Linked DNA regions of Homo sapiens: all the other regions are linked to region 4. A link is an interaction called in ENCODE POLR2A ChIA-PET data of the cell type or tissue named here. Cell type or tissue: CD4-positive, alpha-beta T cell. All regions are shown on one strand. Region 1 overlaps SCAI (suppressor of cancer cell invasion). Region 2 overlaps GAPVD1 (GTPase activating protein and VPS9 domains 1). Region 3 holds the start of SCAI (suppressor of cancer cell invasion). Region 4 holds the start of HSPA5 (heat shock protein family A (Hsp70) member 5). Region 5 holds the start of PPP6C (protein phosphatase 6 catalytic subunit). Region 6 holds the start of GOLGA1 (golgin A1).

Region 1 (5,000 bases), 120 kb before region 4:
ACTACACTCCAGACTGGCCAAGAGAGTGAGACTCCAACTCAAAAAAAAAAAGGCTTATGTCAACAATTCTAAATCTAAAATCTTTATTTTTGGCAGTTGTTCTCTGAAAATCTATACATGATGACTCTATAGTTTGGAAATTATCCTAAGAGTTTAAAAGTCCTAACTGGCAGGCCGGGTGTGGTGGCTCACGCCTGTAATCCCAGCACTTCGGGAGGCCGAGGCAGGTGGATCACGAGGTCAGGAGATCGAGAACATCCTAGCTAACACGTGAAACCCCGTCTCTACTAAAAATACAAAAAATTAGCCGGGCATGGTGGCGGGCACCTGGAATCTCAGCTACTTGGGAGGCTGAGGCAGGAGAATCGCTTGAACCCGAGAGGCAGAGGTTGCAGTGAGCCGAGATCACGCCACTGCACTCCAGCCTGGGCGAGAGTGAGACTCCGTCTCAAAGAAACAAAGAAACAAACAAACAAACAAAAGTCCTAACTGCCACTTTGCAGGATTTTAGGAAACCACGTGTGAGCACCTTCAACATGCACTCCCCGTCTAGAAAAGAATTTCCAGGACACTGTCAAACAGGCACACATGCCTTCCAGGCCAGGAGAATATATGGAGAGAGAACTTAGGAGAAAGAAACCCCAAATGCAAAATAAGAATACAAACAGTGGTGCCTAGCCTTAGAGTAAAATGTTTCCAAAACAGCTGCCAAGTTTATGAAAACCCAAGCACCTCTCCTTTTGCTTGGTTTGTCATGAAGATAGCCATTTCATGACAGACTGCGTCAATGCAGAGAATTAAGCCAGTAATGCAGAAGTTCTCAGAGATTAGGAGCACTCTGAAAAACCTGAAATGAGACAAAAGTAAGGCAATAAAAGACTAGGCTTATATATTAGTCAGGGCTCTCCAGAGAAACAGAATCAACAGGAGAGAGACAGAGGTAGAGGTAGAGAGACAGAGACAGAGGTATATATATTTAAAAAGATATTTATTAAAAGGAATTGGCTCATGCAATTATGGAGGCTGAAAAGTCCCAAGATTGTCAGTCAGTAAGCTAGAGACCCAAGAGAGCCTATGGTCTAGTTGCAGTCCAAGTCTAAAGGCCTGAGAACCAAGGGAATCAATGGCGCAAGTTCCAATACAACAGCTACCATGCTCAAGAGCCAAAGTTTTGGTTCAAGTCCAAAGGCAGGAAAACACTGATGTCCCAGCTCAAGGAGTCAGGCAGGAGAAGCTCCCTCTTGCTCAGTCTTTTTGTTCTAGCCAGGTCTTCAAATGATTGGATGAGGCTCACCCAGACTCGGAAGGGTATCCGTTTTACTCAATCACTTCAAATATTAATTTCATCCAGAAACATCCTCACAGACACACCTAAGATAATGTTTGACCAAATGTCTGGGCACTCAGTGGCCCAGTCAAGTTGACACATAAAATGAACCATCATAACTGACTTGGCTCTATTTTGCCCACTCTTCCCAAAAAGCCAAGAAAAGGGGTTGAAAAAGAGTTTAAAGCCTGGTGAGAGAGAGCAGGCAGAAGAAAACTGACTCTTCACTGGATAACTACCTTACGGCCCTTCCCTTAACAAGGCAAACAAGAGCAGAGGACTACCTCCCAATCTGTGTGGGAGGCTCACGCCTGTAATCCCAACACTTTGGGAGGCCAAGGTGGGCAGATCACCTGAGGTCAGGGGTTCCAGACCAGCCTGGTCAACATGGCAAAACACCGTCTGTATAAAAAATACAAAAATTAACCAGGCATGGTGGCGCACACCTGTAGTCCCAGCTACTCAGGAGGCTGAGGCAGGAGAATCGCTTAAATCCGGGAGGTGGAAGTTGCAGTGAGCTGAGATGGCGCCACTGCACTCCAGCCTGAGAGACAGAGCGAAACTCTGTCTTAAAAAAAATAAAATTAAATTTAAAAATGAAGGCCAGGCGCGGTGTCTCACGCCTGTAATCCCAGCACTTTGAGTGGCCGAGGTGGGAGGATCATGAGGTCAGGATCCAGACTAGGCTGGCCAACATGGTGAAACCCTGTCTCTACTAAAGATACAAAATTAGCCAGGTGTAGTGGCACATGCCTGTAATCCTAGCTACTCAGGTGGCTGAGAGAGGAGAATTGCTTGAACCCAAGAGGTGGAGGTTGCAGTGAGCCAAGATCGTGCCACTCCACTCCAGTCTGGGCAACAGAGTGATACTCCATCTCCAAAAAAAAAAGAAAGAAAAATAAAACTGAACTGCCCTTTAATCAAAAGATATCTGCTTCTTAAGGCCAAGGTGGGTGAATCACCTAAGGTCAGGAGTTTGAGATCAGCCTGGCCAACATGACAAAACCCTGTGTCTACAAAAAATACAAAAAAATCAGCCACGCATGGTGGCAGGCACTGTAATCCCAGCTACTCAAGGGGCTCAGGCAGGAGAATCACTTGAACCTGGGAGGCGGAGGTTGCAGTGAGCCAAGATCACGCCACTACACTCCAGCCTGGGCGACAGAGTAAAGACTTTGTCTCAAAAAAAAAAAAAAAAAAGATAGCTGCTTCCAAAACACACACACATATTCTCTCTCTCATGCATGCGTGCGTACACGTACACACACACACACACACACACACACACACACACACACACATTCTCTCTCTTTGTCCATCAGAAACCTATACAGGATAAGAGAAATCTTAGCTGGACATTGAGCCCCTTGGGTACAATGAAGCCAGTGCTGGAAGAAAGGAGACTCTCCAAGGAAAATCACAGATTCACATAACTCAGCCCTTGTGAAGCCAGGACAATGAGTCAAGCTGTTGGCTTGGACTATAGTCATCCTCAAGGCTCAACTAGAGTAGGAGGATCCCTGTTCAAGCTCACTTTTCTGAGCCAGTCATGTGGCTGCCAGCAGGCCTCAGAAGATCTACATCCAAGCTAGCTGTTGTGGTTGCTGGCAGGCCTCACTTCCTCACCACATGGCCCTCCCCATGGGCTGCCTGGGTGGCTGTCTTCACAACATGGCAAGTGCCTTCCCTCTATGCAGTGCTGCCTCATACCATGGAGTTAGCCTCCCCCAAAGTGAGTTGGGGGTGTGTGTGTGTGTGTGTGTGTGTGTGTGTGAGAGAGAGAGAGAACACACATGCAAGGCAGAAGTCAGAGAGAGAGAGACAGAACACACATGCAAGGCAGAAGCCAGTTTTTTTAAAACCCAATCTGAGCTAGCCAGCTAGCCTCCCGCAAAGTGAGGTGGGTGGGTGGGTGTGGGTGTGTGTGTGTGTGTGTGTGTGAGAGAGAGAGAGAGAACACACATGCAAGGCAGAAACCAGTCTTTTAAAAACCCAATCTGGGAAGAGACATCTCATCACTTCTCCTGTGTTCTATTCACTAGAAGTGCATCGCTAAGTCCAGCCCACACTCAAGGGAGGAGAATTCAGCTCCATCTTTTAAAGAAGGGAAAATCAAATCATTTTTGGATAGATCATTAAGTCCCACTACAGGGACTAGAATTACTGATGAAAATATAAGTAGCCAGATAAGTTATTAAGACATCAATGGATGTTTTATTATCATGGTACTTCCCAATCCCCAAGATGATAGTCCTATTTGCTTCTTTGCCTCAAGGGAGGTTTGTGCATGTTTTCTGAAAATATGAACTCCTTGAGGAGATTATACTGAGGGAAGAAGGGTAGAACAATGAGTGCCTTTGGCGGGAGCTGGGGGTTAGGTAGAAATAAGAAGAAAAATGGGAGCAATTTATCTGAGAAGAAGGAATTCCTTCAGAATCCACAAAAAGGGAACCTGCAACCCCACGTCCTAGCAGTGCCCAAGTCCTCAGAGAGAAATGGGCATGTGTTGTACCAAGCAAAGCTGAAGCCTGTACATCAGAATCCCCAGGCTTCAACGCCTCATATCCTCTTAGACAATGTGCTCAGTCACATCCAGCACAGGCTGAAAATCAACCTTCCACCCTTCTCCTGGTACCTCAAAAGCCTATTAGAGTCTCACATAACTCTAAGGAGGGGTGGATCTCTATTATTAATCACTGAGATTGTATTTCTAACCAGTTTGGTAGAATTGAGGGGGAGAAGGTCCCAGGGCAGAATTTTTTTTTTTTTTTTTGAGACGGGTTCTCATTATGTTGCCCAGGCTAGTCTGAGCTCAAACTACGCTCTCACCTCAGAATCCCAAAGTGCTGGGGTTACAGGTACGAGCCACCACACCTGCCCCCAAGGGCAGAATTTGATTTCATTTAAAGGAATTAAAATATTGTTAATACTTTTTGCTTACCTGATTTCATGAGGTAAGATTCATATGTGCTATACAGTCAATTAATGTACTAACCTATGGATATCTTTTGCAAATAAGTAATATTGGTGGTTTCAAAGAAAGTTCCAAACAAGCTGCTCCATTTAAGATTTTTCCGGCCGAACGAGGTGGCACACGCCTGTAATCCCAGCACTTTGGGAGGCAGAGGTGGGTGGATCAACTGAGGTCAGGAGTTTGAGACCAGCCTGGCCAACATGGCAAAACTCTGTCTCTATTAAAAATACAAAAATTAGCCAGATATGGTGGTGCGTTCCTGTAGTCCCAGCTACTCGGGAGGCTGAGACAGGGGAATTGCTTGAACCCAGGAGGTGGAAGTCTCAGTGAGCTGAGATCACACCACTGCACTCCAGCCTGGCCAACAGAGTGAGACTGCATCTCAAAAAAAAAAAAAATTCTAGGCCAGGTGCAGTGAGTGGCTCACAGCTATAATTCCAGAACTTTGGGAGGCTGGGGCAGAAGGATTGCTTGAGGCCAGAAATTTGCAACCAGCCTGGGTAACAAAGTGAGACACCCATCAATACAAACAATTTTTAAAAATAAAAAACCTGCCGGGCACAGTGGCACATGGCACCAGCTACTCAGGAGGTTGAGGTGGGAGGACTGCTTGAGCCCAGGCGTTCAAGGTGCTGTAAGCTGTGACTGTGGCACTGCCCTCCAGCCTGGGCAACAGAGCAAGACCCCCTTCTCTAAAAT
Region 2 (5,000 bases), 57 kb after region 4:
TTGCTTTGTTGCCCAGGCTGGAGTGCAGTGGCACAATCTCGGCCCACTGCAACCTCCACCTCCCGGGTTCAAGCAATTCTCTGCCTCAGCCTCCCAAAGTGCTGGGATTACAGGTGTGAGCCACCACACCCGGCCACATATAGTTCTTAGGTTTTTTTTTTTTTTTGAGATGGAGTCTTACTCTGTCACCAGACTGGAGTGCAGTGGCGCGATCTCAGCTCACTGCAACCTCTGCCTCCTGGGTTCAAGCAATGCTCTTGCCTCAGTCTCCTGAGTAACTGGGATTACAGGCATGTGCCACCATGCCCGGCTAATTTTGTGTTTTTGGTAGAGACCAGGTTTCTCCATGATGGTCAGGCTGGTCTTGAACTCCTGATCTCAGGTGATCCCCTTGCCTTGGCCTCCCAAAGTGCTGGGATTACAGGTGTGAGCCACTGTGCCTGGCCTTTTTTTTTTTTTTCTCCTATTTTTTTGGAGACAGTCTCGTTCTGTTGCCCATGCTGGAGTGCAGTGGTGCGATTTCAGCTCACTGCAACCTCTGCCTCCTGGGTTCAAGTTTCTCCTGTCTCAGCCTCCTGAGTAGCTGGGATTGCAGCCACCTGCCACCACGCCTGGTGAATTTTTGTATTTTTAGTAGAGACAGGGTCTCACCATGTTGGCCAGGCTGGTCTCAAACTCCTGACCTCAAGTGAGCCACCTGCCTTGGCCTCCCAGAGTGCTAGGATTACAGGTGTGAGCCACCGTGCCCAACCCAAGAAATTTTTTGCTAACTTGATGACTGTCTGCTGCCCAGACACACAATATTATGTTTTGTTATCTGTGCCACAGGTATTTCTGTTGTTGATTTAACATTTGTGATCTGGCACAAATTCTAGATTCAAGGGCATAGCTTAAATAATAATGCTTTAAAATATGTGTGCTATTTGTATCAGTTTGTTTAGCTGCTAGATAAATAAGAGTAGTGAGATTTCATTTATTCCTTTGGCAAATATTTATTCAACTCCTGCTGTGAACTAGGCCGTCTCCTAGTCCCTGAAATTACAGCTGTGAATGAACAAAGCAAACAAGGCTTGGCCCTGCTGTCACTTACCTTCTAGTGGGGAAGCCTCACAATAAGCACGATTAACATGCAGGTAGATATCTGTAATATAATGCTAGATAGGGGCAGTGCTTTTTTAAAAGGCCAGAAGAGGGATTAGGAAGTTATATTTTCTATTTTAGAAGGAGTTGTCTGAGAAGGCCTTTCTAAATACACGTTTGAGTGGAGAGATCTGAATGGAATGAAGATACTGGATAACCTTCCAGACAGAGAGGTCAGCAAATGTGGACACTTTGAGAGAGGGACATGCTTGGCCTGTTCAAGGAACAGCAAGAAGGCAGATGTTCTGGAGCTGTGTGAACTAGGGTGGGATTGTAGGAGAGGAAATTGGAGAAGTAGCCAGGGGTAGATCATATAGGACCTTCAGATTTCATTCTATCATGAAATAAAGCCTGTGGATGGTTTCCAGTAGGGGAATGAAGTGATCTGACTTAAGTTTTGTTTTGTTTTGTTTTTTGAGATAGAGTCTCACTCTATTGCCCAGGCTGGAGTGCAGTGGCATGATCTCACCTCACTGCAACCTCCGCCTACCAGGTTCAAACAATTCTCCTGCCTCAGCCTCCCGAGTAGCTAGGACTACAGGTGTACACCACCACACCCAACTAATTTTTGTATTTTTAGTAGAAACGGGGTTTCATCATGTTAACCAGGCTGGTCTCGAACTCCTGACCTCAGGTGATCCACCTGCCTTGGCCTCCCAAAGTGCTGGGATTACATGCGTGAGCCACCGCGCCCGGCTGTGATCTGACTTTTTAATTCACTATGCTATGTAGAGAACAGACTCTAGAAGTACAAGAAAGGAAGCAGCGAGATCACTTAGGATGTGGTGATTATGCACCTCCTAGTGAGAATTGATGTGATTAGCAATGGAGGGGGGAATAAGTAGTCAGATTTTAAATATATTTTGAAGATAGAATCAACAGGATATTTTGATTGTGATTAGAAAGAGCACAGTCAAGGATAACTCTGGGGTTAACAAATAGACATTGTATTTGAGGATATACACAGGGTTTACAGCACCTGTCTCTAAGCGGTGGCCTTAGCAGTGAGCTTTTTTTTCTTTTTGCTTATCTGTATTTACCAATTTTTCTATGCTGAACCTGTAATACTTCTGTAATAAAAAGATAGAGATTATTTGAAAATTAGAGTTAAAAGTGGCATCAAATGTAACCTAATTTTTTTTTTTTTTTTTTTTTTTTTTGAGAACGATTCTTGCTCTGTTATCAGGCTGGGGTGCAGTGATGCAATCTCAGCTCACTGCAACCTCTGTCTCCCGGGTTCAAGGAATCCCCCTGCCTCAGCCTTCTGAGTAGCCGGGACTACAGGCGCGCCCCACCGCACCTGGCTAATTTTTTGTGTTTTAGTAGAGACAGGGGTTTCACCATGTTGGCCAGGGTGGTCTCGATCTCTTGATCTTGTAATCCGCCCGCCTTGGCCTCCCAAAGTGCTGGGATTATAGGCATGAGCCACCGCGCCTGCCCAAATGTAACTGAATTCTTAAAGTATTCTCCTGTCCCTTTTGATTTTAGAAAAGAACTTAAGTGACATACATAAACTTTAAATCTTTATCTTTTTACTCTTAGTGATCAGCCTTTGAGCCTTTCCCACATTGAAGATGGTGAAACTAGATATTCATACTCTGGCTCATCACCTCAAGCAGGAACGCTTATATGTAAACTCTGAGAAACAGCTCATTCAGAGGCTCAATGCAGATGTACTTAAGACAGCTGAAAAGTTGTATCGTACAGCATGGATTGCGAAGCAACAGAGAATCAATTTGGATCGGCTTATCATAACCAGGTAAAGAGATGATTTTCAGGTTTTAAGTTTTGTGAACCACTATGATTCTGTAAATAAATTAGTAACTATAAATAAATGAATCTGTTTCCAACAAAGTGCATTATTTAAGATAATTTACATCAATGTTAAGGTGAGTCTTTGCTTATAATACAGTTTATTTGGATTATTAAGTAACTTAGGCACTTTTATAGAAAATTGTAACTTAAGCATTGACATTTTATATCACACCAATTGGTTTTGTGTCTTTGTCTATATAAAATGTTATTGTTGGCTGGGCGTGGTGGCTCACACCTATAATCCCAGCACTTTGGGAGGCCAAGGCGGGTGGATCATGAGGGCAGGAGTTTAAGACCAGCCTGGCCAAGATGGTGAAACTCCGTCTCTACTAAAAATACAACAATTATCTGGGCATTGTGGTAGGCGCCTGTAATCCCAGCTACTCGGGAGGCTGAGGCAGAGAATTGCTTGAACCCGGGAGGTGGAGGTTGCAGTGGGCCGAGATTGTGCCACTGCACTCCAGCCTGGGCCATAGAGCGAGACTCTGTCTCCTCAAAAGAAAAAAAAAATGTTGTTGTAGAGAGTAAATTATCTGTTCTGCTTTTCTCCTAATATTATTTAATATATAGGTTTCCAGCTGGGTGTGGTGGCTGACACCTGTAATCCTAGCACTTTGGGAGGCCGAGGTGGGTGGATCACGAGGTCAGGAGTTCAAGACCAGCCAGGCCAAGATGATGAAACCCCATCTCTACTAAAAATACAAAAATTAGCGGGGCATGGTGGCATACGCCTGTAATCCCAGCTACTCGGGAGGCTGAGGCAGGAGAATGGCTTGAACCCGGGAGGTGGAGGTTGCAGTGAGCCAAAATCGCACCACTGCACTCTAGCCTGGGTGACAGAGTGAGACTCTGTCTCAAAAGAAAAAAAAAAAAAAAATATATATATATATATATATATATATATATATATATATATATATATATATATATATGTATTTCCATGTTTTGATATTGTATAGCTATTTTTCGGGTTTAGAAACCACATTTTATTGTCTTAATACCTACGAAGAACATTTATTTTATTTTTTTTTTTTTTTGAGTTGGAGTCTCGCTCTGTCCCCCAGGCTGGAGTGCAGTGGCACAATCTCAGCTCACTGCAACCTCTGCCTCCTGGGTTCAAGAGATTCTCCTGCCTCAGCCTCCTGAGTAGCTGGGATTACAGACTTGTGCCACCATGCCTGGCTAATTTTTGTATTTTTAGTAGAGACGGGGTTTCACCATGTTGGTCAGACTGGTCTTGAACTTCTGACCTCGCAGTCTGCCCCCTCGGCCTCCCAAAGTGCTGGGATTATAGGTATGAGCCACCCTGCCTGGCCAAGAACAGTTTTTAACTCTAAGAATATCAGTGCTGTTGAGAATATAAGCCAGATGCAAAAGAATACATACTGTATGATTCTATTTGTATGAAGTTCAAAAAGAGACAGGACTGATCTTTGATGACAGAAATCAGAATAATGGTTACTTTTTGGGCTTGAGAGGGTGGTATTGACTGGGAAAGGGCACGTGAAAGCGTTCTTGGGTTTTTAAAATGTTCCATGTCTTAATCTGAGTGGTGATTACTGGGTGCATGTATGTGTAAAAATTGTTCAAGCTGAACACTTGACATTTGTGCACTTTACTGTATTTTACCTCAATAAAAATGAGTTTAAAAAAAAAAAAGAACAGTGCTGTTGTGGGCATTGTGGTTTTTTCCCCACATCTTTTAGGCTTATTTTATTTGGATTTGTTTCCAGAAGCAAAAAGCCTAGTTAAAGGATGTGATTCTGCAGGTCATTACATACTGGCATGTTGCTGTTGAGAATGGTTGAGCAATATGCTGATATCGACTTCATTTTTATTATTTTTTAGTACTTGAGTATTTGTAAACTTTCTTATGTCCATAAATAAGCATAAGCAGTTTAACTGTAGCTGATTTTTTTTTTTTTCAGACAGGATCTGGCTGTGTCGCCCAGGCTGAAATGCAGTGGTATGATCTTGAGTCACTGCTGTCTCAAGCTCCTGAGCTCAAGCGATTTTCCCACCTCAGCCTCCTGAGTGCTGGGCCT
Region 3 (5,000 bases), 97 kb before region 4:
CAGCATTATGGTATAACAGTTAAGAGCTTAAGCTCTGGAGTCAGACTGTCTGGATTCAAATCCTGGTTTTATCTTTTACTAGATGCATGATTTTGGGTAAATATTTGGCCTCTCTGTGTCGCAGTTCCCTCTTCTGTAAAATAGTGACACTACATATTCTCTTAGGGTTCTTTGAGGATTACAGGAGAAGATACACATAGAGCATTCGTACACAGTACTTGGCACATAGTAGATGCTCAATAAAATTAGTTTATTTTTTGAGGCAGGGTCTTGCTGTGTTCCCCACACTGGAGTGCAGTGGCATGATCACGGCTCACTGCATCACTGCAGCCTTGACTTCCTGGGCTCAAGCAATCCTCCCACCTCAGCCTCTTGAGAAGCTGGGACTACAGGTCCACAACACCCGCTCAGCTAGTTGGTTTTTGTTTTTTTAATTTTTTGTTTTTGTGGGTACATAGTAGGTGTATATATTTATGGGACCGGCTAGTTTTTCAATTTTTTGTAGAGACGGAGTCTTGCTCTGTTGCCCAGACTGGTCTTGAACTCCCAGGCTCAAATGATCCTCCTGCCTCAGCCTCCCAAAGAGCTGGGATTGAAGGCATGAGCCACCCCAGCCAAGATGAGCTTTTTAAACAGAGATGCTGGAGAAAATGAAATTATGGCTAAGGTTAAAAAAAAAAATAGCTGAGATCCTTACACAACATCAAAAAGTAAAAAAGTAGGATTTCTCAAGATTTCCCACATTATCTTAGATACCAAGAAAAAAAAAATCGACTGTAGAGGTAGTAATTTGAAGTCCTCAAAAGAAAAATCATGCATGTGGTTATATTCTTTTAAAAGGGGGATAAATAAGAAACTTCATCTACTGACAGTATACAATTATGCAGTACGGCACAGGTGCAGCCAAGCAAAAAGAAAAACATGAAGCAAAATAGGAAGGCACTGCCTTACCTGCTTCTCCGTTTTCGAGGCGGTTTCTCCACTGTGCCAGTCAGTCTGCAGACCAAACAAATAAGACGGTAACTAAAAGTAACATACAAGAAAACATCTCCCGGCGCTACCGTGCCAGTCAAGAACTAAATAGACCACCCTCTGGGACCACAGGCTCGCCAAGCCCAGATCTGACCTTACAAACGCCTCATGCCCTGTTTCCCCTATTTACCAAGACCTAGCATTCCTGGGACTCACCGTTCCCCCAATTCCCCCTGAGCTCAAACCTTCCTGGTCCCTCACCCCATCCTCGACCCCTGCTCGTCACAGCCCAGCTCCCCAAAATCACCCACCTCCACCTACTCATTGTCTGCCTCGTCACCCCCGCAAGCCCCCCTAGCCTCCCCTTTCCTGTGCCCACCCGTTCCCGACCGTGCACTGCCCCCTCCACGCCCCGCCTCTCCGGGCCCGGCGACCCCCGCATTCCACGGCCCCTCCGGGGGCGCGCCCGCCTTGCCCCTCCCGGCCCCGCGCCGCCAGCCTCACCCCTCGGCGCCCCTTCCCTCACACGCCCCTCTCACCTGGCCTCGAGGAGGCGATCGCGCCCAGCCCGCGCCGCCGCCTGCAGGCGCCCCCAAGGTCCCCCCAGCCTGCACCCCCCGCCCCTCCGGTCTCTGCGCCCCGAATGCTCCACCGCCCCGAGCCGCTGCCCCTGGGCCCGCTCCCTGGCCCCCACCCCATCCCCAACCCCGGCCTCCACCCAGCCCCCGCACCTGGGGGCCAGGCGACTCCGCGGCTGCTGGGGCTGCCGGGCTCCTCTGACCATCCGGCTCCTGCTCCGCCGCGGGAGCTGCTCCGGCGGCCGCAGGGCTCGCTCGGGAAGCTGAGGCGGCGGAGGCTGGAGTAGGCGGAGAGGCGGGAGGAGGGCCTCGCGCCTCTGCCAGGCTTGCCGCGGGGCCCGCCTCCTCCGCGCCTCTCCTCGGCTCCCATTGGCTAGAGCAGTAGTGTGGACGGAAATCTGTCAGTCGATTGGACGCTCGGCCCGTCACATCCCGCGCTGCCCACCCAGAGGTTTGGTTGAGACTGCAGGTGGCGGCGGAGGTGCCTTAGAGATTGCTAGCAGGGCCGGAGGAGACCCTAGCGCCACCATGCGTCTAAAAGTAGGAACTGCACCCCCGGCTCCAGACACCTGCCCCAGGTTCTCCTGGCTCTGCGTCCTGCATACCACACACCTGCTGGCGCCCCTCCACCTCTGCACCACGCCAGGACCGAAAACAAGCCCTGAAATCTCCCAATTTCTTCTAGCAGGTGAGACAGTGAGGCAACTCTCACAAACGTGTTTCCTTTTAAGCCACCTCGAATGCGATCCTTGTCCCTACATCTTGCTGAAATTGTCTCACAGCTCACAGCTACCCCTCAAAAAGGACCCAGCCAGAAAACTCTAAGAATCCACCAAAATAAAGCATGGTTTGGATGCTCAATCCTCTGCAGAAAAGCTCACTAGCTTGGGTGCAGGCTTTTAAGAAAGTAAGATTTTTTTTTAATTACCATGAAAGAAAAATCAGCACTACAAACAGAACCAATGCCATACTAAAAGCAACGTGTTCCATTTTGAAAGGCCTGGACAAATTTGATCCCTGAATGGAAGCTGACCATCCTGATTGTGTGACCATTGCAAGTTCTACACCAATTAATCAATTTTAAAATAAATTGTACTGTATTTTTTGACAAACAGGCATGCAAAACTGCCTTTCATAAGCATAGTTACCCTTCTTCTGCTTTAACAAAGCCATCCTTGAAAATAAGACTCAGCTCATTAACGTATTATAAAATTCTTGAAGGTGGGAAGGCCTCTCTAAATCTCTACTCCTGTGTGAACTTGTTTGGTATATTCTCAGCATCTGTTCAGAGTTGGGAGGAGGCATAAAACTTTCTCTTAAGTCACTTCCATTTTATTAGAACATCTTTTATGCCTCAATAATATGACAGCGTCGAGTAGTACATGTCAACATTGGGGTGGGGAAAATCTCTCATTGATCTCCATAAGCGGCAAAAATTAGGATACTAGTTTTTCACAAAACCAAATGTATTTGGTGTAAAGAGTTGTCTTTTCTTCTGAGATGGTCCTACCTACATCTTTAATGGTAAAATGACTTTCCATTTATGAAGTAATACTGACGGTAAATTGTAGTAGGAATTGAAAAATTGCTTTGAAAAAATGTCAAATCTCTGTTGGTCCCCCAAATTAGTATTTCACGTAATCCTAAAGTCACAGAACCACAAATCACCTCAATCTCAACTAACAGTTTCCACCCATATTATCAAGCCAGAGAGAGGAAAGAACTCGAGAATAATTTGTGTCAGACGAAGGGGGATCATCAACTCACTAGGGAAGTAATCTTGAAATACATTTATTATATTCCTTATTAAAAATCCATTGCCTGCTTTTTAGCATCTTCCATAATTGACCAATCCTCACTGATATATGGCAGATATTGTCAATAAAACAGGACCTATTCATTTCTTACGCCTTCCCAAAAAGGATCCTCGAGTCTTCACATTGTGTCCAAGTGATCTCTGCTTATTTTAACTCTGTAAGACATACAAATCCCATCATTCCAGTCCACACTTAATTCACACTTCCTCTTTATCTTCCCCAATTACTCCATCCTACATCAAACATTTCCTTGTCCAGATGTGTTGTACTTACAAAATCTACACTATGTTAGCAATTATACATTGCCTTGGATTATTCTTCCCAACTACAATGAATTTGAACAAATGGCCTATGAGTATGAGCCCTTAATAAAAGGCAGCTTTGGACCAGATACTGGGTGCTTTGTGTGTGCTATTTTTAATAGTGAGATTAACCCTGCCTGATATTCTCTTATTTTAGACACAGAAACTTAAGATTCAGAAAATTCAATCTGTTCAGGGTCACACAACTACAATAACCAATATTGCTTAAAATAGAGCGCTAAAGAAATACTCTGGTGTGCCCTCTAGGGATTCAAGTTCCAGCTCTCTTGTGCAACGTTAGACAAGTCACCTATCCTCTCTAAGCCTATTTCCTCATCTAGGGGGAGAAAAGTTCTAGAGAAGGATGAACAAGATTTATTAATTTTTTTGAAGTTTGGGCTGGGCACAGTAGCTTATGCTTGTAATCCCAGTGCTTTGGAAGGCCGAGATAGGAGGATCTCTTCAGCCGGGAGTTCAAGACTAGCCCGGGCAACATAGGGAGACCCCATCTCTACCAAGAAAAAAAAAAAATAAAAGGTAATATAGTCATAGACCCATACAGCAAGGGCATCACAAAATAGAGAACATAACAATTTAGCACATATGCTGTATACAGGTTAGTTGCTATTACTGCATGACAGAGCTGGGGTTTTCACCCAGATCTGATCCCAAAGCCTGTGCTATTCCATAATGCCTCCATGCAGTCTTTTATAACCCACCATTTATATACAAAAGCACAGTGCTGCTGAGCATAGTGGGTGCCTAGGGATTGAGTGGAATATACTTATGTAGTATTTTTGTTGACAACACAAATCTATAAATGTCATGCATTTTTGAATTAAGAAAACATTTGAATGATCTAAGCCAGCATAAGCCTACTCTCATGAGGGCACAAATTCACCAATAAATTGATACGGAAATAGAAAACAGGAGGGGAATGCAGAACCAACCTTCCCCAAGCATCTAGTGTGTCTGGCATCATGCTAGGGGACTTTCCAAATGTTTCTTTTTGGTTTACTACCGTGTATTTCGTCAGCATCACTACACACTGTAAATATACAATTTAAAGAGTTGTGATGATCTCATGAAGCATAGTTCTGGGCACTGGATCGAGGTTGTAACAATAAACATTGCCTTTAAAGAGTTGGAACACTTAGCTCAGAGTCAAATGCAAAACAAAAAAAAAAAGGTTTCACTTTTGTTCACCAGTCAAGCAACCAAGTGGAGGAATAAGCATTTTTTAATTTCTTATATAAAATGCTAACTTCTTGTCAGGACATACTACAGACTATGCATTGAATTTTTTGACAAACTTCCTGTAATCTTTTTAT
Region 4 (5,000 bases):
CCCGAGTCAGGGTCTCAGAAAAGTCTTCTCCTTCATAGAAGGACTCAATTTCAATTCTTGCTTGATGCTGAGAAGACAGGGCCCGTTTGGCCTTTTCTACCTCGCGCCGGAGTTTCTGCACAGCTCTATTGTCTTTCCTGACATCTTTGCCCGTCTTCTTTTTGTACAGTTTGATGAAGTGTTCCATGACACGCTGGTCAAAGTCTTCTCCACCCAGATGAGTATCTCCATTAGTGGCCACAACTTCGAAGACACCATTGTCAATGGTGAGAAGAGACACATCGAAGGTTCCGCCACCCAGGTCAAACACCAGGATGTTCTTCTCCCCCTCCCTCTTATCCAGGCCATAAGCAATAGCAGCTGCCGTACTATTAGATTGAAAAAGGGAAAAGTTTTGTCAGTACTTCACATTTCCACTATTTGGCAAATATGCCGTATCCCTGAATTTCATACTTACGGCTCGTTGATGATCCTCATAACATTTAGGCCAGCAATAGTTCCAGCGTCTTTGGTTGCTTGGCGTTGGGCATCATTAAAATAGGCTGGTACAGTAACAACTGCATGGGTAACCTAAAAGGATAAAAGATAATTAAGTGTATTGTCACATAGTTTAACCCTTATTTAAATTACAGTCTGGCCAGGCGGTGGCTTCTGCCTATAATCCCAGCACTTTGGGAGGCTGAGGCAGGAGGATCACCTGAGGGCAGGATTTCAAGACCAGCCTGGGCAATGTGGAGAAACCCTGTCTCTACTGAAAATTAAAAAAAAAAAAAAAAATTAGCCAGGTGTGGTGGTGTGCCTGTAGTTCCAGTTACTTGGGAGGCTGAGGCAGGAGAGCTGCTTGAACCCGGGAGGCAGAGGTTGCAGTGAGCTGAGATCGTGCCACTGCAGTCCAGCCTGGGCAACAGAGCAAGACTCCATCTCAAAAAAAAAAAATTACAGTCAAACCATCACTTTAGTTTTTAAGCCAACTTATTGATGAATACAACATATAAAATTTTATGTCCCTGGAATTGTAAGCATTAAATAATACATGAAAAGTCTATTTTGTTTGGCTTATAGTAAGGGACTCAATAATTAAACCTGACAAGCATGAATACCATTCTGATTAAAATTTTTGAAACCCTTCACGAAGGCTTCTATACATAACAGCCAACCGAGAATACTAATGATCAAAAAATACTTAACATTGTTCTAGAAATATTTACCTTCTTTCCCAAATAAGCCTCAGCGGTTTCTTTCATTTTAGTGAGAACCATGGCAGAAATTTCTTCAGGAGCAAATGTCTTTGTTTGCCCACCTCCAATATCAACTTGAATGTATGGTTTAGTTTTCTTTTCAACCACCTATTTTAAAGAATTATTGTTTTCAGACACAGATACAATGACATCTCAAAGTTTAAAAGACCCACTACCATCCCCACAATTTGGTTTATTTTGGTCCCTTGGGGCTGCAAATTGACTAGAAATACTTCAGGGAGTATAGGTGTCTTACAAAGTTCAGTTTTAATCGGTCTTTTATTCCTAAACTATCGTAGACAGTACGACAGCAACTGTCTTAAGTTTTGTAACATACTAATAGTATTAAAGTTATTACATACATCATGTCTATAACCTTCAACTGTTGTCTCAACACTTTTCCAGAGACTTATAACTCTAAATACTCCCACCACCCACCCGTTCTCTAACTGGATGAGAAAAACCCGGTCGAACCTTGAACGGCAAGAACTTGATGTCCTGCTGCACAGACGGGTCATTCCACGTGCGGCCGATGAGCCGCTTGGCGTCAAAGACCGTGTTCTCGGGGTTGGAGGTGAGCTGGTTCTTGGCGGCATCGCCAATCAGACGTTCCCCTTCAGGAGTGAAGGCGACATAGGACGGCGTGATGCGGTTGCCCTGATCGTTGGCGATGATCTCCACGCGGCCGTTCTTGAACACGCCGACGCTGGCAGAAAAACCCGACAGAGGGACATCAGCACCGCACTTCTCACGCCAGGCCAGGCGGCCACGCCCCGTCCCCCTGCATCCGCAACCCCACTTACCAGGAGTAGGTGGTCCCCAGGTCGATGCCGACCACCGTGCCCACGTCCTCCTTCTTGTCCTCCTCCTCGGCCCGCGCCGCGCTGAGCAGCAGCAGCATCGCGGCCACCAGGGAGAGCTTCATCTTGCCAGCCAGTTGGGCAGCAGCAGGCAGTCCAGCCACAGGCCGTAGCACAGGAGCACAGCGCAATTTCCGACTTGCAGGCGGCAGGGGCCCGGGGTCACAAGGCGCCACGAACCAGGCGAAGGGCAGGTCTAGAAATACAGGCCGCGGCGCTTCCCTCTCACACTCGCGAAACACCCCAATAGGTCAATCTGTCTGTGCTGTCTTGGCCGGCGTCGACCTCACCGTCGCCTACTCGGCTTATATACCCTCCCCCAGCCCCGTCGTGGAGGCCGCCGATTGGTGAAGGCCCTGCTCGTTGGAGGCCGTTCATTGGCCCAGGCCACCAAGCTGGCCGCCGCCGATTCGAAGCGGCCCCCTCCGCAATAAACGTCACTGCTCCGCCCCCCCCAGCTGATTCATTGGCTGCTATTCGTTTCTAACGTTCACCAATGGTAGATAACATCCGCCCCATCCGCTGGTCCCATTGGTTCAGCAGCTGTCTATCTCTCCTGCGACTTCTGACCCCGAGGCATTTCCGCTGGTAACCGCACAAGTCCCGCCTTCACTCCCGGCCCTAGGGGGTCGGAGTAGGTCCAGCAGGAGTGACCCCCCGGGGCTGTGGGATCTGAAACTTTTTCTTCTCTACTGCTTGTTCTCCCTTCCTCCATCCCTCACCCCGAAGCGGGAAGCAGCTTTCTCTTCCCAGCTTCCATCCAGTCTCTGAGTAGACCAGTCGCAGCTTAGATGCTGGGATCGCCTCAGAACACATTTCTTTGCCCTTCACGGCCACTACCGGTATTGGGGTATGCGAGTCTCAGGGCCGTTCGTTGCTCACAGGTCGAGCTGGTCTGGACTCTGTTCGACCACGAATCATGACTCCTTCCTGCCAGTTATGTCCCCTCCGCACCCTTGCCCAGCCATTTTACCAGGCCTCTCCACATTGCGCTGCCCCACGGTAAGTCGCAGGACAAGCCCGGCCAAAGGAATTGCCTCCAGCTCTGAGTCCCCTCCCTACTGTGGCAACCCACTCCAGTGCCAGCCCTCCCACACTGGATGTCTAATTTTTCTAGCTTGCCACCCTTTACTTTCCCCTCCGCTGCCCATCCTTTCCCTCTGGGGCAAAGGTTATCATTTACGGGGCTTTCTCCATCCTTTATTGTTGATACTTTTCTACCTTCATTCCAGGAAAAGGTCTGATGTACACGCAGACAACACATTTGATAGGCGAAAATCGTCTTGATAATGCCTTATTCTTATATAACATCCTGTTGCAAAAAATAATAGAGACCACTATTTGCTGAAAGCCTACCGTGGATTAAGCATTGTTCAGTGTGCTTTTCATGTGTCATTTAGTCTTGACAGTTCAATACTCGGTAGGCATTTCCCGTTTTCCAGATGAGGACATTGAAACTGAAAAAGATTAAATAACTAAACAAGTCACAGAGCTGGTGAGTGATGGAGTTAGGATTGATAACCAGGTGGAGTTCACTCTATTGCCAATACTTTTTTTTTTTTCAAGACGGAGTATCACTCTGTCACGCCCAGGCTGGAGTTCAGTAGTGCAATCTCAGCTCACTGCAACCTCCGCTTCCGGGGTTCAAGCGATTCTCCTGCCTCAGCCTCCTGAGTAGCTGGGATTACAGGCACGCACCACCATGCCTGGCTAATTTTTTTTTTTTTTTTTTTGTGGAGATGAGGTTTCACCATTTTAGCCAGGCTGGTTTCGAACTCCCAACCTCAAGCGATCTGCCCACCTCGGCCTCCCAAAGTGCTGGGATTACAGGTGTGAGACACTGTGCCTGATCTCTTAACTTTAAAACAAAAAATTCATCTGTGGCCGGGCGTGGTGGCTCACGCCTGTAATCCCAACACTTTGGGAGGCCGAGGTGGGCGGATCACGGGGTCAGGAGATCAAGACCATCCGGGGTAACACGATGAAACCCCATCTCTATAAAAATCCAAAAATTAGCTGGGCGTGGTGGTGCATGCCTGTAGTCCCAGCTACTCGGGAGGCTGAGGCAGGAGAATCGCTTGAACCCGGGAGGTGGAGGTTGCAGTGAGCCGAGATCACGTCACTACACTCCAGCCTGGGCAGCAGAGCTAGACTCCATCTCAAAAAAAAAAAAAAAATTCATTTGTTTGAGGAATGTTTTTGGAGGACCTACTATGGAAAGGGCAAAGCTCTGATATGAAATATTTGAGATTCATGGGTATACTGTGTCCAGATACCACTAAAACATCCTAAACACACTTTATTAAGATGTTGAGCCTGTGACTCAGTACTCAAGAATTTTCTTTTTCCTTAGTGCTTCTCAAAGGTTAGACTGGTGACTCAAGAGTTGACTCTGTTCACTACAGAGGTTGCATCATGCATCTCTTTCAGCAGGGCTTGTAATCCTGCGGCAACATTGACCCTTCTTTGGCTTGCATCAGTCCAGCATTAAGATAGAAATCATCATTTGACCACATTACAGCTTCTTTCATTTCAATCAAATGTTTTTATAGTGCAGTCCATTTCCATTAAAAAAAAAAACTCTCCATTTCAGCCTTATCCTTGATTAACAGAGTAACGTTTTGTAACTCTCCTTTTTGTAAAATTTAGAAAAGCGATACATGGCTAACTTCCAAAGGGAATTGAATATATTGTGGTTTCATCTTTTTAAAACCAGACATTTTACATACATTTTCTAGTATATTCCAAAGCACAGTCACTTACGAATAGGAAAGTACATGGTCAAAACTAGCTTGCTGAACATTAAATGCCAAAAATAATATCCAGGTCAAGTTATCAATACTTAACTGTTAGACACTGTGCTAAAGACGTACGTGCATTATCTCTTTTTATCTTTAAGAAA
Region 5 (5,000 bases), 52 kb before region 4:
AAGCCATTCTCCCTGCCTCAGCCTCCCAAGTAAGTAAACTGGGATTACAGGCACCTACCACCATGCTCGGCTAATTTCTGTGTTTTTAGTAGAGAGGGGGTTTCACCAAGTCGGTCAGTCTGGTCTCAAACTCCTGATCTCAAATGATCTGCCCACCTCAGCCTCCCCAAGTACTGAGATTACGCCACTGTGCCCTAGACACATTTTCATAAAAAGCAACATTTTATTCATCATAAACACAAAGTTCAAAAAAGCTTTATGCATGATAAATAAGAAGAAAAAATTCCATGTCAATTCACTGACATGCAATAGTCAACCTCACCTATGGGATTAATAATGCTACTAAGAGGTCTGGTTAGTTTTCCATGAATTGGGTCCCAATGCTAGTTGTATTCTTATTCCCTTAAAAAAACCACATAGCAGAAAGAAGCCACAAAAGGAATGTCTGAAGGACTCAGATGAGCACAAATGCTACATTACTACTAACGAAGGCTGTCCTTATTTGAAATTATTCTATTAAAAACGGGAAAATGCACAAGAATGACTCCCCTATCATATGCCACATAAAATTAACAGGTAAGTACAATTCAGTCACATTCACAACAGCACGTGTGGCCTCAAATATTATGCATACTTGTTGACTGATGTTAAGTATCAACTTACTGTACAAAGAAGAAATAAAACAAAACCCACAGTAATATATTTCCTTAAGAATACACTGAGTCGGGGCTGGGCACGGTGGCTTACGCCTGTAATCCCAGCACTTTGGGAGGCCGAGGCGGGCGGATCACGAGTTCAGGAGATCGAGACCATCCTGGCTAACACGGTGAAACCCCGTCTCTACTAAAAATACAAAAAATTAGCCAGGCGTGGTGGCGGGCACCTGTAGTCCCAGCTACTCGGGAGACTGAGGCAGGAGAATGGCGTGAACCCGGGAGGCGGAGGTTGCAGTGAGCCGAGATGGTGCCACCGCACTCCGGCCTGGGCGACAGAGCGAGACTCCGTCTCAAAAAAAAAGAATACACTGAGTCGGTTAAATACTAGCACGAGCTGATAAGCACTGCTAGAAACCTAAGCTCTGATTTCAGCAAATGCATAGAAACACTTTTCAAAGAAGCAGTATACCTAGGCCGGCGCGGTGGCTCACGCCTGTAATACCAGCACTTTGGTAGGCCGAAGCGGGCGGATCACTTGAGGTCAGGAGTTCAAGACCAGCCTGGCCAACATGGCGAAACCCCGTCTCTACTAAAAATACAAAACAGCCGGGCGTCGTGACGGGCGCCTGTAATTCCACCTAGTCGGGAGGCTGAGGCAGGAGAATCGCTTGAACCCGGGAAGTGGAGGTTGCAGTGAGCCAAGATCGCACCGCTGCACTCCAGCCTGGGTGACAGAGTGAGACTCTATCTCAGTTAAAAACAATAATAATAATAATAATAATAATAATTAAAAAGTTTTAAAAAAGAAAAGCAGTATACCAAAGTCATTCCTTTACCCATACATACATTTACTCTTACTTGGACTCAGGAGTAACAAGGAACTCACCTCCTTTAGAAAACGAAGAAAATGAAATACTGAGTTAAGAAGGGGTTAAGGAGAAAGTATTTGTATTTATTGAGAACCAACTACTTTATCCACTTCAGTAAGCTCAACAACATACTCAGAAACGGGATTCACCTCTGAATTAGCAAAACCGACGATCCTAAAAAGCAATTTGGAGGAGTGGCAATGAAGAGGGACGACCTGACGTTCGCTCCCGCCAGTACCAAACCACTCGGGCCCACCGCCTTCCCCTTCCTCAGAGACCTAAACACACTGAGGCCGCGTTCCGGTAGCCGGTGGCATCTCCTGTCAGACGCCGGCCACTCCGCGCTCCTGTCACCTCCGGTGGAGGCGACCCCATCCCGAGGGCACTGCCGCGGGGGCTCGGCTCCGACTGCGGGAGACCCAGGGATGGGGTGGGGAGCCGAGCCTTCTAAATAAAGCTGTTACAGCTGCGGGTCCTGGGGCAGCCCGAAGGCCAGAAGGGGCGACCCTGGGACAGAGGCCGCGACATCCCTCGGGATCCCCACTGAGGCAACCGGGACAGCATTCGACGACTCGGCTCGCGAGACCCTCGGCGTGACGCCGGGTAGGACCGGGTCGACTGGCAATGGGGGAGGCCCTCCACCGCGACTGGACTGGATACCCGGCGGGGGTCCTGGAGAAAGGAAGGGCCGGCCGGCGGGCGCCCCACAGCCGGAAGGGGCGAGCCCGCAAATAGGGCTCACCTTCAGGTCGTTCTCTGGCAGGTACTTGCACAGCCGCGCTATTTCCACATACTTGTCCAGGTCTAGCGGCGCCATTTTAAGAATAACAAGCCGCGGCAACAGCGGCGGCGGCGGCTGTAGCAGCGGCGGCGGCAGCGGCGGAGGCCGAAGCCGGAACTTTCCCTGCGTCACGTCCGGCCCGTGAGTGGCGCCTGCGCAGCGCCGTTAAAGCGCGACCCGTTTCTCCCCGCTACGTCGGTACGCCCGGCGCCCCCTCTGGCTGAACCCCGACTGCAGGCCCCAAGAGAGCCCGCTTCGGTCCACCCCGCGAAACCTGCTGGGACCCGTAGTCGTCTGCCGCGGGGGTGCTGGGATGTGTAGTTTTCTGTTGTGGACAGCCACCCCTCTCTTTTCCTCCCGTTCCTCCAGACTTTCACCTCCCGGCAGCCGGCGAGGCTTTTCCGAGGCAAAACAGCGGAGTAGGTGGTCCTAGCCACTCACTGGTTTGTTTTTCCAACCCTTTTAAGCACTCTCCAGAATATCTTCACTTAACAATTGGGTAAGCCTGGCCGTAGTAACCGTTTGCACCTTTCCAAGTCCCTGTGAAAACCTCGCCTAAGCCTGTGGCAGAGATGTCAGGCCCCAGTCTTCCAGCCTGAAAGGAAGGGAAACGAATATTATTAAAGCATTTCTGATGCTAAATGCGATACAAATGATATTTTTCCTTTTAATCTTCGTAACGATTGATAGGAAAGTGAGGCTAGGAAACTGCAGTTCACCCCAAATCTCACAGGGAACAAAATGGTGGGGTCAAGATTGAAAAATGGCTTAAGCTTAAGCATGCTTCCAGTGAGAATCCCACGAGGGCAGGGAGTTTTTTGCTGTAACTCCAGCACCGAGAACAGTACCTGGTACTAGCATACCTTCAGCGTTCGTTTATCCAACCACTCTTTGCTGAGCAACAAAGATGTGCCAGGTACAGCTCAAGGCGCTTGCAGTACTTCGTGAACAAAATAGACAAAGATCTCTATTCTATCTGTAGCTACAAAAAGTACCAAAATTAGCCTGGCGCGGTAGTGCGTGCTTGTGGTCCCAGCTACTCTGGAGGCTGAGGCAGGAGAACCGCTTGAGTTGGGAGGCGGAGGTTGCAGTGAGCTGAGATCGCGGCACTGCACTCCAGCTTGGGCGACAGAGCGAGATCCTCCTCAAAAATAAATTAGTAAAAGGAGCTGCTGTATGGGACTAGGGGTGGGGGTGCAATGCCTATAGCTAAGAGACCAGTTAAGAGACTGTTATGTAATCCAATAGTAGCAGGCGCTCAATAAATATTTGTTGCTCAAGAGACCCTGGAATTAATCCTCTTGCTCTCTAAAGTATATTTTGTGGACAATTGGCTAACCCTGAATGAGATATCTGGGTGAACTTCTTTGTATTATTCTTGTAACTCCTCTGAAAGTATGAAATTGTTTCAAAGTAAAATTAATTTTTAGAAGTTTGTTGCAGAATGAATGATGCCCACAAGCATTCATTTCTTCATTCATTAAACTAATAGTTACATAGTGCCTATTGGCCAGGCCGCGGTGGCTAATGCCTGTAATCTCAGCACTTTGGGAGGCCAAGGCAGGCAGATCACCTGACGTCAGGAGTTCAAGACCAGCCTGGCCAACATGCCGAAACCCCATCTCTACTAAAAATACAAAATACTGGGGAGGCTGAGGCAGGAGGATCACTTGAATTGCTTGAGGCAGAGGTTGCAGTGAGCTGAGATGGCGCCACTGTACTCCAGCCTGGGCCACAGAGTGAAACTCCATCTCAAAGAGAAAAGAAACCAGAGGTTACACAGTGCTTATGATGTGAATAAAACAGATATGATCCCTGCCCTAATCAGGCTTACAATCTGCTGGGAAGAGACAAACAGTATTTATTTATTTATTTACATTTACTGGTTTATTATTAATATAAAGGATATTACAAAGGATACAAATGAAGAGATGCATAGGGTGAGGTAATTAAAATTTTTGTTTTTGTTGAGGCCGGGTGCAGTGGCTCAAACTTGTAATCCCAGTAGTGAAGCCAAGGTGAGCAGATATCTTGAGGCTAGGAATTCAAGACCATCCTGGCCAACATGGTGAAACCTGATCTCTACTAAAAATACAAAAATTAGCTGGGCATTGTAGCACATGCCTGTAATCCCAGCTACTCCGGAGTCTGAGGCATGAAAATTGCTTTGAGGTGGGGGTTACAGGGAGCTGAGGTCGTGCCACTGCACTCCAGCCTGGCCAACAGAAAAAAAAAAAAAATTGTTGAGGTGAGGTCTTGCTGAGGCTGGTTTTAAATTCCTGGCCTCAAGCTATTCCGCTGCTTTGGCCTCCCAAAGTGCTGGGATTATACGTGTAAGCCACCATACCTGGCAGTGAGCAAATATTTAATTGCAAATTGTGATTAGTACTCAAAAGGGAAAATAGGAGGTACTATAAGCAAGAAAAATGGAGTAGACGAGGTCTACCTTTGGCTGGGCACAGTGGCTCACGCCTGTAATCCCAGCATTTTGGGAGACCGAGGCGGGCAGGTCTTTTTGAGGTCAGGAGTTCCTGACCAGCTGAGATCCCACCACTGCACTCTAGCCTGGGAGAGAAAGTGAGACCCTGTCTAAAAAAAAAAAAAAAACAAAAAACTACATTTTCTTACCTGTACTTGTGTCCTTTGGGGGAAAAAAAAGGGCCCAGCATGGTGGCACACGCCTGTAATCCCAGC
Region 6 (5,000 bases), 300 kb before region 4:
GAAAAAAGAAAAAAAGCAACATACTGTAATCACTGGGGCCATCTTTCCAACAATCGTCCCAATACAACAATGCACTCTTGCTAACCCCATACCACAACTCAGAGACCTTGTTAAGCAGCAATGACTTAGTTGTTATATAAGTATATATGTCTGCAATGAAAACAGGCCCAGACATTTTCAGAAATGAAATGCAAAAGAAGATGTATAAGGTATATAGACGGAAAAACAGTACAAGAGGACACTGGAGAGAATATGGAGAGGAACTCACAGAAAAATAAGGAAAAAAATATAGAGTACCTTAACATTTACAAACCAAACATTAACAAAAAGGTACCTCAGAGTAAGAAGAATCAGATGTACAGGCTCTTGTACAGCTATAAACCATGAAAGGTATGAAATAATCAAGCAATTTAAAATATTTATTGGAAGAATACCCTGCAAAAGTATCTTTATTTCTTAAGTAAAGGTACTTACAAAGTCATCTCCTGAGTCAGCTCCCATTGAGGCAACTGATTCCTTGCTCACAGACCGTGGGATCCTAGTAGCACCTCCTGGCCTCTGAGCAACAGCAGTCTCTTCTGCAATTTTCTTCTTCAGTTTTGCAAACATGTTTGCTGTGTGGCTATCCTGCACAGATGACGAGCTCTCAGTAGTCCTGGTGCCTGTGTTCAGGATTCAGACAGAGGCGCCTACAAAGTTTCAGACATCCAAGCTAGCTGCATTCCCACTTAAATGTGGGCCAAGGGCTTATGGCAACACAGGATCTACAAATCAGATGAAAGAGACAGTTCAAAAGTTAAACATTGGAAAGATTTCGCATCTGAGTTGTTAAGTTTTAGATTTCAAAACTAAGTTTCATAACTTACATGTACACTTATAGAACACAATTACTAAACATTTAAAAAGCACTCAGGTGCTTCATATGCATATACAGATGAAGAAACCCAGTCTCAAGAAGATGAAGTAACCTACCAAAGATTGTGTGGCTAAGTGGAAGGGCTGGTATTTGAACAGAGGACTCTGATTCACAAATCTCTACGTTTTTTTTTTTTAATTACATGTTGGCTATGACATATAACACACTTGGTAAAATGTCCCAGAGCAGACATCAACATCATATATTCATGACTTAATGATTTCAAATCCTTCCTCCAATAAGCTTAACTACAGTTTAGTGTTCTTTAAGTTGAAGACAAAAATGCATGTAATTCAATTCATATGTAATTCAATATTCAATATGTAATTCAATATGTAAAAGGTGTAATATCCTACTGTTTCAGGATGGTTTGCAATCAACTGTCCAATAGGAAAAGCTGGTAACAGAAAAAAGAAGACACACCAGACAACTCTATTATATAAGTATCTGATATCCTTGAACATTTTCTAGAGACGCTGTGTGGTTTTGAGTTTGATAAAATTACCTCCAATGAGTTTATTTTCTTTCTTTCTTTTTTTTTTTTTTTTTTTTTTTTTTTTTGAGATGGAGTTTCGCTCTTGTTGCCTAAGCTGGAATGCAATGGCACTATCTCGGCTCACCGCAACCTCCACCTCCTGGGTTCAAGCGATTCTCCTGCCTCAGCCTCCCGAGTAGCTGGGATTACAGGAATGCGCCACTATGCCCGGCTTATTTTATATTTTTAGTAGAGACGAGGTTTCTCCGTGTTGGTCAGGCTGGTCTCAAACTCTTGACCTCAGATGATCCACCTGCATTGGCCTCCCAAAGTGCTGGGATTACAGGCATAAGCCACTGCGCCCGGCCTCACAGTTTCTTTTCTTAAGAATGTTTGACATGATATTCAAAGTAAGATTCAAAAACCTTTTCCTCCTAATGGTGTATAAAACACTAATATTCTGGTTCCAACCTTAACTTTCCATGTTTTGTGGAGGATACCTAAGCTCTGCTCTGAGATACACAAATGCCATCTTACCACTTCAGATCCTCCATTAAGGCTGTACAATTCTTCAGAAACTTTACTTTCAATGTGTGTAAACCACTTACTCACCTGGCTTATCTACTAGATTTAAAACAGCTTGGAGGTCAAAGCATTCTGTCCTGCATGAAGACAAAGATAAAATGCATTGGGTATTTCTTTTCAAGTGTATGGCCAAAATGTTGGGTGGGGATAGGGGGAAGAAGTGAAGGAAGAGGAGGGGCAGAAGAAGGATTAAAGGGGGTAAGAAAACCTGTCACAACTCTCAATGGGATACCCTCCCTAACCCTGATCTCCTATGAAATTGTTTTTTGCCTAAGAGCTTCACTTACAAGCGCATAGAACAGAATTGATCACCGCAGCGGGTGCCTAAATTCACTTCTCCCTGGGAGCCCTGAGCAAAACAATTTGAATGAGGTTAAGTTTTCCTGGAGCCAGTATTTATTTCTCAGTTGATTACTACACTCACATACTGTTTACCCGGCCAGACCCTGGGCGTCTGGTCACGGATGTGCACTGACAAAAAGCAAGGCAAAATTGGGTAAAGACAGATGTCTAACCCCCAGGGAGGCAGGCAGGTGCCTGCCACGGCAGTTTGGATCTCACTCCCTCAGGCTACCTCCAGCCCCGCCCGTGCTTTGGACTGTCAAAGAAAGGAAGGATCCAACATCTCTCCCATTTGACAGCAAGGAAACTGAGCCCTAGAGAGGAGGAGCGACTTGTCCAAGGTCGCGCAGGGAGGAATCCCGGAACCCTAGGCTCCAGACTCCCAGGCCGGGGCAGCCCGCCTCCGCCCCCACTCTCACCCTTTCAGCACCCCGGTGCCGCCCCCCGCCTTGGGGCTCGGGCAACCCTGACCGGGCCGCTGTGGGGACAGACCGAGGCCACTGGGAGAATAAGGGGCCTGCTCGCATTCCCGGAGTCCTGGCCCGCGCACCTGCCTCTCTCTGGGAAGCCAGCAAAGCCCCGCCTCCCGGGCCTCTCGTGAGCCCCGGCCCGCGTCACCAACCCCCACCGCCCAGCCGGCGAGCCGAGCAGCGACCCGGAACCGCACGTCTCCCAGCGCGCCGGAAGTGACTGCGCGGTGGGGGGAGGGGGTTGGTCCGACGCGCGCATGCGCCCGTGCGCGGCCTTGGCGGCTACTGTTACCACCTCTGAGCGGCGACTGGGCCGGAACGGCTGGAGTTCTCGGGTGCCCAGCCGGGCGCTCCCTCAGCCCAGTTCGCCACGTCAGCGAGCGGCCAGAGCCACAGATGATGACTGAGTCTCCGAGGCCTCTCGGTCTTTTTCTATTTTAACAGGGGCGCGTGCAGAGCGTGGTAAGTGGGAGGGGCTTCGTGTCAAAAGTAAAAGAACCCAGTCGGTGCCACAGGCCCCGCTGTGCTGTGCTGGCTACAAACCCGGCCGGGGCTGCACTGCTTGGCCAGGCGCCCCCCCGCGCCGCCCGGTCCCGCCGCACCCTAGGCAGCTGCCTTGCCACCGTGTGACCCGGGAAGTCTGCGCCTCCAGCTTCACTCACAAGCCAGTAGCTCCAGAAACTAGTCCTGGGACCTTACACCTTGAGACCAGTTTTTAGACTTTGGCGCCTGTCACCTACTGTAGATGATGCGTTTTATATCGCAACCGAGTACATAACGTCCAGCAGAACCACGTTCTTACTATGTAATGCACTTAAAAACGCTGGTGGCAGCTCACTATATTGGATTAGCTTCACCATCCGCTGCTGGGCCGTCTCCTTTCTGCTTAGGAAGGAAGTTGAAAACATCAAAAGTGCACGGCGCGCGCTTCTGTGGTCCCAGCTACTCGGAAGACCGAGGTGGGAGGATCTCTTGAGACCAGGGCTTCCAGACCAGCCTGGGCACCGTGGCGAGACTCCGTCTCTTTAAATAAATAGCAATCATGCAGGCAGTAGGAAAATAAACAAAAGAGGAAAAACTATCTTGTTCCAAGTCACAGTCCAGGCCGGGCGCGGTGGCTCACTCCTGTAATCCCCACACTTTGAGAAGCCGAGGCGGGTGGTTCACCCGAGGTCAGGAGTTCAGACCAGCCTAACATAGCGAAACCTCGTCTCTACTAAAAATACAAAATTAGCCGGGCATGGTGGCCCATGCCTGTAATCCCAATTACTTGGGAGGCTGAGGCAGGATAATCGCTTGAACCCGGGAGGTGTAGGTTGCAGTGAGTCAAGATCGCGCCATTGCACTCCAGCCTGGGCAACAAGAGCGAAACTCTATCTCAAACAAAAAGTCACGGTCCAAATCAGTACCCTAAGTCAGGTCCCTGAACTCGTCAATGCCAAGCCAGCCATTCCACCTTAAGGAACTCTGGTTCCATCCCCAGACTCAACACAAGCCCAAGAATAAGCAGATTCCACCCAATTCTTCAACAGTCCCTTCCCTCGCGTGTTCCAGTTCTGACCTGCAGGAGCAGGGCAGGGAAAAAACCAAAACCAGGATTCAAACATTGACAAACTAACAAGAAGCATCAACCCCAAGATAGTTCAAAGCCTCTGAGATATTTGAATGAAGCAAACCCTAACAGTTCAGCTGTCAATACCGAAAAAGTACCAAAAACTTTAAGCAAATAATGTTTATTTTTATATTGATGATACACTTAATATATATGTGGATTCAAGGTACAAAATTCATGTACAAGAGTTCACACCTGATGAATGTAGACACATTCCTAGAGAACATTTATCAATGTGAAAATTTCTTTAATACACTGACAACAAAAATCAAATATTCTCTAATCTCGTTATTCAATAAACATCAAAACAACGTTTCAGTTTTCATCCTCTAGTACTGAAGTGCCCTCAAGGTGGTAGGCACTGTATAGCAGGAGAAAACATTGGAAAGCCTACTGAATCCGCTCTGCAGAATCACAGTGTTTACTCTGAAATTCATTTAGTGAAGTAGTGGAAGGCTATCTTTTATGACAAATCACATCTCATACAAGAGTCAAAAGTGATGAACTCAAGAAAATAAAATGTTTCAAGAACTTCTCAATTTCTAAAATCTATGGAGTATTAACCATAACAGACAAAGAAGAAAAAGGCTGCTGGAAAGG

What was found. Peaks named below come from ENCODE experiments on the same cell type or tissue, not always from the same donor. Only the 100,000 strongest peaks of a DNase experiment are listed, where the experiment ranks them.
Region 1: POLR2A ChIA-PET joins it to region 4 with 14 read pairs; 8 of 35 experiments call an interaction of 5 or more read pairs at or near these places.
Region 2: POLR2A ChIA-PET joins it to region 4 with 10 read pairs; 25 of 35 experiments call an interaction of 5 or more read pairs at or near these places.
Region 3: POLR2A ChIA-PET joins it to region 4 with 13 read pairs; 14 of 35 experiments call an interaction of 5 or more read pairs at or near these places.
Region 5: POLR2A ChIA-PET joins it to region 4 with 64 read pairs; 30 of 35 experiments call an interaction of 5 or more read pairs at or near these places.
Region 6: POLR2A ChIA-PET joins it to region 4 with 12 read pairs; 12 of 35 experiments call an interaction of 5 or more read pairs at or near these places.

What each region holds. Positions count from the first base shown.
Region 1 is chr9:125,123,323-125,128,322 of GRCh38, forward strand. The region is part of intron 2 of SCAI (suppressor of cancer cell invasion); the gene reads right to left. Among named protein-coding and RNA genes, the nearest start is that of SCAI, 18 kb to the right of the region's middle. In CD4-positive, alpha-beta T cell, no CTCF peak of the experiment used is centred here; a DNase peak (open chromatin) is centred at 2,969; H3K27ac peaks cover 1,005 bases.
Region 2 is chr9:125,296,208-125,301,207 of GRCh38, forward strand. It overlaps GAPVD1 (GTPase activating protein and VPS9 domains 1), which reads left to right. Exons shown (of 28, transcript NM_001282680.3): 4 at 2,683-2,899. The coding sequence starts at 2,715. Among named protein-coding and RNA genes, the nearest start is that of GAPVD1, 37 kb to the left of the region's middle. In CD4-positive, alpha-beta T cell, no CTCF peak of the experiment used is centred here; no DNase peak of the experiment used is centred here.
Region 3 is chr9:125,141,682-125,146,681 of GRCh38, forward strand. SCAI (suppressor of cancer cell invasion) reads right to left here and starts at 1,847. Exons shown (of 18, transcript NM_001144877.3): 1 at 1,704-1,847; 2 at 952-996. The coding sequence starts at 1,756. It overlaps PPP6C (protein phosphatase 6 catalytic subunit), which reads right to left. Exons shown (of 7, transcript NM_002721.5): 7 at 4,892-5,000. RefSeq lists a silencer at 1,466-1,965. In CD4-positive, alpha-beta T cell, CTCF peaks have their summits at 2,093 and 2,295; DNase peaks (open chromatin) are centred at 1,010 and 1,980; H3K4me3 peaks cover 1,605 bases.
Region 4 is chr9:125,238,964-125,243,963 of GRCh38, forward strand. HSPA5 (heat shock protein family A (Hsp70) member 5) reads right to left here and starts at 2,380. Exons shown (of 8, transcript NM_005347.5): 1 at 2,042-2,380; 2 at 1,713-1,944; 3 at 1,209-1,346; 4 at 458-570; 5 at 1-368. The coding sequence starts at 2,163. It overlaps HSPA5-DT (HSPA5 divergent transcript), which reads left to right and starts at 2,693. Exons shown (of 3, transcript NR_186826.1): 1 at 2,693-3,100. RefSeq lists enhancers at 1,789-1,868, 2,010-2,514, 2,407-2,701, 2,515-3,019, 2,669-2,978. In CD4-positive, alpha-beta T cell, no CTCF peak of the experiment used is centred here; DNase peaks (open chromatin) are centred at 2,528 and 4,508; H3K4me3 peaks cover 2,787 bases; H3K27ac peaks cover 2,266 bases.
Region 5 is chr9:125,187,377-125,192,376 of GRCh38, forward strand. PPP6C (protein phosphatase 6 catalytic subunit) reads right to left here and starts at 2,427. Exons shown (of 7, transcript NM_002721.5): 1 at 2,268-2,427. The coding sequence starts at 2,342. RefSeq lists enhancers at 1,749-2,535, 2,536-3,322, 2,625-2,704. In CD4-positive, alpha-beta T cell, a CTCF peak has its summit at 2,554; DNase peaks (open chromatin) are centred at 1,845, 2,505, 3,205 and 3,315; H3K4me3 peaks cover 2,567 bases; H3K27ac peaks cover 2,124 bases.
Region 6 is chr9:124,938,103-124,943,102 of GRCh38, forward strand. GOLGA1 (golgin A1) reads right to left here and starts at 2,981. Exons shown (of 23, transcript NM_002077.4): 1 at 2,869-2,981; 2 at 2,004-2,053; 3 at 475-764. The coding sequence starts at 609. It overlaps SCAI (suppressor of cancer cell invasion), which reads right to left. Exons shown (of 18, transcript NM_001144877.3): 18 at 4,506-5,000. RefSeq lists enhancers at 2,573-3,073, 3,074-3,574 and silencers at 2,656-3,025, 3,356-3,415. In CD4-positive, alpha-beta T cell, no CTCF peak of the experiment used is centred here; DNase peaks (open chromatin) are centred at 2,989 and 3,699; H3K4me3 peaks cover 2,308 bases; H3K27ac peaks cover 2,584 bases.